Regions from separate parts of the Homo sapiens genome. Here region 2 is linked to region 1. The links are chromatin contacts, found by POLR2A ChIA-PET in ENCODE. All regions are on one chromosome and are shown on one strand. Each heading gives the region's core, a stretch centred on a gene start or an enhancer-like site at or near the end of the contact. The rest is flanking DNA. Distances are from core to core; before and after follow the strand shown.

Evidence for each region. ChIA-PET counts read pairs that join two places held with the same protein, here RNA polymerase II (POLR2A).
Region 2: POLR2A ChIA-PET joins it to region 1 with 12 read pairs in activated T-cell. The contact joins two enhancer-like sites. POLR2A ChIA-PET finds 5 or more read pairs at or near these places in 3 of 52 experiments (RWPE1, activated CD8-positive, alpha-beta memory T cell and activated T-cell).

Annotation. Positions count from the first base shown.
Region 1 is chr5:79,182,482-79,185,152 of GRCh38, reverse strand. It overlaps LOC124901011 (a long non-coding RNA gene), which reads left to right. Exons shown (of 2, transcript XR_007058836.1): 2 at 1,283-1,606. Among named protein-coding and RNA genes, the nearest start is that of JMY, 52 kb to the left of the region's middle. Within about 2 kb of position 1,377, at least 2 of the 41 ENCODE cell types and tissues checked have a DNase peak (open chromatin) inside an H3K27ac peak, as active enhancers do.
Region 2 is chr5:79,299,971-79,302,641 of GRCh38, reverse strand. It overlaps JMY (junction mediating and regulatory protein, p53 cofactor), which reads right to left. Exons shown (of 11, transcript NM_152405.5): 5 at 2,324-2,489; 6 at 1,779-1,966. Among named protein-coding and RNA genes, the nearest start is that of JMY, 65 kb to the right of the region's middle. Within about 2 kb of position 1,342, at least 3 of the 41 ENCODE cell types and tissues checked have a DNase peak (open chromatin) inside an H3K27ac peak, as active enhancers do.

The sequences.
Region 1 (2,671 bases), core at 128-2,627:
CCTTTTCCTATATTAATGTATATTAATTGCATATTAATGTATCATTTTTACCTTTGACACCACCAGGCTAGAGAAGACTGCACTGTAATGGTTACACAAGAGATGCGTTCAATGGCTTCAAGGAAGATAACTTGAACATGGCTTTTGACCTAAGACTTGTGGCCCACAGCTTAGAAAACAATGTTCTAGAGTGTATAGTGTATATACTTTTTTTTTTTTTTTGAGATGGAGTCTCACTCTGTTGCCCAGGCTGGAGTGCAGTGCCACAATCTTGGCTGACTGCAACCTTCGCCTCCCAGGTTCAAGTGAGTCACCTGCCTCAGCCTCCTGGGTAGCTGGGATTACAGCTGGGTAGCTGGGATTACACCACACCTGGCTAATTTTTGCATTTTTAGTAGAGACAGGATTTCACCATGTTGGCCAGGTTGGTCTTCAACTCCTGACTTCAGGTGATCTGCCCACCTCGGCCTCCCAAAGTGCCGGGATTATAGACGTGAGCCACCACGCCCTGCCTACAGTGTATATACTTTTTTAAAAAATCTTTTCTTTGTGACAGGGTCTCTGTCACCAGGCTGGAGTACAGTGGTATGATCTCAGCCGTGAACACTGCAGCCTCTGCCTCCAGGGTTCAAGTTATTCCTGTGCCTCAGCTTCCCAAGTAGCTGGGATTACAGGTGTGCACCACCATGCCAGGCTAATTTTTGTATTTTTAGTAGAGATGGGGTTTTGCTTTGTTGGCCAGGGTGGTCTTGAACTCTATACCTCGGGTGATCTTTTCACTGACTGTAATGCACCCAAATGGTGGCTCAGCCTTAATCCAATGAGGTGGTTAGGTTAGCAGTTTTTGAACTGGTAGTGCTGGCTTTAAATTCTTGTTTTACTACCTGTTCTTCAAAGTGGTATGAGATTAATGAACCATTTTACATCTTGATGTGAAAGAAAATCATATGTATGAGCTATTATTGTTCTGTTTATAATCCAGAATGATCTGATGAGGTAGCATGTTTAGACACCTAAATGATAATGGAGAGTTTGTGTTGTTTTTAATTCATTTGATTGATTTGTTGAGTTTTTAATTAATTTGAGTTTTTATTTTTTTATTATTATTTATTATTTTATTATTATTTTTAACCCAATGGTTCTTTCAGATATATAATTTGAGTTTTTAATTGAACAGTGAGTTTTTAATTCACATGGAACAAGAATTACTCATCTTCTCTTTGTTGGCAAACTCCATCTTATCCATTTAATGCTGATCTCTTTTTTTTTTTTTTTTTTTTAGATTTATTTTTATCTCCATCTGGAAACTTGTCTGACTGGTCTTTGCTTCTGAAGACATCAGGTTATTAAAAAGTCTTGGCGTTCCTTCCTTGATGACTGCCCAAATGACTAACTAAGTTTGAGGCAAATTCTTTTTCTTTATTTTTTCACTATTTTAGTTCACTGCACAGATGTATGAGGCAAATTCTTGTTACATAACTTTGTCATATAATTCCAGAGAATCAACAGACATCAGTCATTAAAGTGTTTTTTTTTTTTTCATTACAAAGGACCACCATATTTATTAAAATTTATTAAATAGAATAAAGCAAGACTTTATTCTAGACTTTTAGTTTGTCTTCTTTGGTCTTCATGATTAGACTTTCTTTAGAAGATTGAAAGCAATTTTTCCTCTGTTGCTGAGACCTTTTCCATCTGGCAAATGCTGCCTTTTCAATGGAGCTGAAAAATGGCTTGATTTATTTTTGTTTGTTGTTTCTGCGTTTATTTACCAACGTAATTAATATTATCAAAACTGTTCTTGGAACACAGCTTAATCCCTCAGCTTTTGTTTTTGATGCTAGGATGATTAGCTCTAGAAGAAAAAAATTATACGCCAGGCATAATAGCAGCGGTAGCATTTCTTAACCTTCCTCCTGCCCACGTTTGTTTACTCACACATCCATCTGTAATGTCTCAGAATTAATCACTGTTCCTTTAGTCTAAAGATAATTGAGAGGCCTCTTTTCTGAGTCTTTACAATTGAATCTCTTCTGATAAATGGACCATAGGAACCATTCACTGACACAAATTCCCTTTTCTGAGAAAAGGAAGTTACTGTTTTTTTTGTTGTTGGTTGGTTGGTTGTTTTTGAGACAGAGTCTTACTCTGTTGCCCCAGGCTGGAATGCAGTGACACAGTCTCAGTTCCCTGCAACCTCCACCTCCTGGGTTCAAGCAGTTCTCCTGCTTCAGCCTCCTGAGTAGCTGGGACTACAGGCATGTGCCACCACACCTGACTAATTTTTGTATTTTTAGTAGAGACAGGATTTCACCATGTTGGCCAGGCTGGTCTCGAACTCCTGACCTCAGGTAATCCATCTGCCCCGGCCTCCCAAAGTGCTGGGATTACAGGCGTGAGCCACCGTGCCCGGCCAGAAGTCACTGTTTTTAACACAGCACTCCTTAGCCCCTCTCAGCCAGAATATTTTATTGTCATATCCCCATTTAAAAATGTTGGGTTATTTAATAAAAATGAATTTCAGCAATGCTGTTTTCATTCCATATGTCTTCCCTTCCCTTTATTTTTTAGAGACAGGGTCTCACTGTGTTGCCCAGGCTGGGTTTGAACTCCTGAGCTCAAGGGACCCTTCTGAATAGCTGGAATTACAGATGTGAGCCACTGTACTTGG
Region 2 (2,671 bases), core at 93-2,592, 120 kb before region 1:
AGCATGTCTTACAATGTAGAATGCTCTGACAAACCATGCTGTTTTCTGCTTCAGTGTCTTTGCTAAAAACTATTCTGTCCTGCTTGTAATTACCCCAACACCATCAATCTGGCCAATTTCTATTCAGATGTTAAAAGCCAGTACAAGTGTCATCTCTTCAGAGAAGCCTTTCCTCACTCCCTGCTCTTGCTGTTTTTGGCCGGCAGAACACTCATCTGTTCACCTGGTTTGCCTTCTCTAAAAGACTAGGAGGAGCAGGGACTATGCCTTGCTCATCTTTGTATCCTAAGTCTAACAATGTGCCTAGCATACTGGTGAATTAAAATGAAATCAGACTTTCAATTAAGTCTGAATTGCATAGCATTTTCAAAAACTTGCAGGTTTGCAAATTCCGAGTCTCAAAAGTACTGCACTATACACCTAAAAGTAATATATAAAATACTCCTAATATTCCTCAAAAATGTGCTCTTCTGAAATCTTATTTACTTTTCATTCTCCCCTAAAACTGTTCTATAAGACCTGCTGAAATCACTGCAATGTTTTTTTTTTTTTTTTTTTGAGACGGAGTTTCACTCTTGTTGTCCAGGCTGGAGTGCAATGGTGCCATCTTGGCTCACTGCAACCTCCACCTTCTGGGTTCAAGCGATTCTCCTGCCTCAGCCTCCCGAGTAGCTGGGATTACAGGCGCGTGCCACCATGCCTGGCTAATTTTTTGTATTTTTAGTAGAGACAGGGTTTCACCATGTTGGCTGGTCTCGAACTCCTGACCTCAGGTGATCCACCCACCTCAGCCTCCCAAAGTGCTGGGATTACAGGCATGAGCCACCGCGCCCAGCCTGCAATGTTTACCTGGTTGGTGCAGATTGGAACGTGAAATGAAGCTCACAACCAGGGCTGACACAGCAGTGGGTTTCAATTACCACTGTCACGGGGAAATAGCAAAGGCACATAATTATGTGAAAGCCAGGGCTCTGGATGGCAAGGTAACTGTTCTGTTGATGGACAACGTGATAGAAGGTCCTGGGTTCTTGACTTACTGTGGATACATGCCTGTCTGAGTTTCTTTAATGTGCAAGAGCTATCTATTTCAAAAAGCAAAGGTATTGATTTTCTGTGGAATGAGGAAGTGGTAGCCTTGGAATGTGGTGAAGAGCAGGAAGGTGGGTTCTCAGAGAACATGACATACTTTTATAATACTTGAGCTTAAAGCGAATCAGTACCACACAGTCATCAGTTTGGTCTAGGTTGGAGAGCTAGTTCCAGATTCCAACTCTACACTTACAGTGACTAGAAACAGCTCCACGATAGTTAACATCTGGACTAGAGTGCAAAACATTTTTTAAGACACAGGAAGAATCACATTTCCACAAAATGAGTCATTCCAAATATCAAGAATCAAACATTCTAAAATGTAATCAAAGTTAAATAAAGAAATAACAATCTATAAAATTCTTTAAGGTCAGAATCAGGGCTTGTAAAAAACATCGCTGGGCCTCCTTAAATAAAAAGGGAGCCAGGAATCACATTATCAGGGATCCTGTAGTCAAGGCCTTTAGCAGAGTCACCATTAGTGTTTCTAGAGGTAAAGAGAACATCACTATTGGCTGTTCCAATGTGTTTAAGAGGGCAATTCTCAGAGCACTATAAACGCATTGAGCACTGATAAGAGATAGTGCTTACTTAGTTTTAAAACATAAGCAAGTTTTAAAGACAAAACAGATGAGATTAGTAGATACGGATAAAAGACTAAATAATGAACAAAAGCAATATTTAAATACCTTTTTATTTCTGAGGTAGGATTTCTTGGCAGAAACCCGTCCACGTCTTGCTTCCAGCTGGCGTGCTTTCTGCTGAAGTTTCTGCAGCTCTTCTCTCTGTAAGTACGCAGATGCTGCCATCTCTTCCTTCTCCAGCATGGCCTCCATGCTTTCGTAAGTGTCATAGTATACCACTTCATCTCTTTTTTCTGTTACAGAACAGCAAAAAAGAGTAGTGGTAAAGAATATGGGCTAGGGTTTGGAAAGAACAAGGTTCTAATCTCATTACTGGCTCTGCAACCTCAGGCAAAGCCATTATCTCTTAAGCTTCTTTGTAAGTGGTGATTATTATTTAATACACCTCATAGAGTGAATGTATGCAAAGTGTTTAGCAGTATCTGGCAAACAGTAAGTGCTCAATAAATGCTAGAAATCACCCCCCCACACTCTATCCCTACAGAAAACAATTTTTTAAATGTCTTAACAAAAGAAACATACCTAGTCCATAAGTATTTTCTCATGTATTCAATCTTTGGTGAACTTATGTGGTTAAATGCACGCCATACCTGATATAAGTCTTTTGATGCTTTCTAGTTGCGCTGTCAATAGTAACTCTTCACACTTCAAGATTTCAAACTGTACTTCATACAACTGAAGTTGCAGATCATAATAATCAGCTTCTAACTGATCCAATCGTGCTATCGCTTCTGTACCACCCCGCAAACTCTGCATCTGCATTGAAAATACAAATTAAAAAATTTCTAGCTGGTGGGGACAAGAAAATTGAGTTAGTATTAAAAATTAATACTAATCAGATAGCATAAACCTATTAAGTAATTCCTCTCAGAAAGAAACTTGTAGGCATGGAATCTAGACTTTAAAAATATATATATATATATGTATAAAACAGTAAT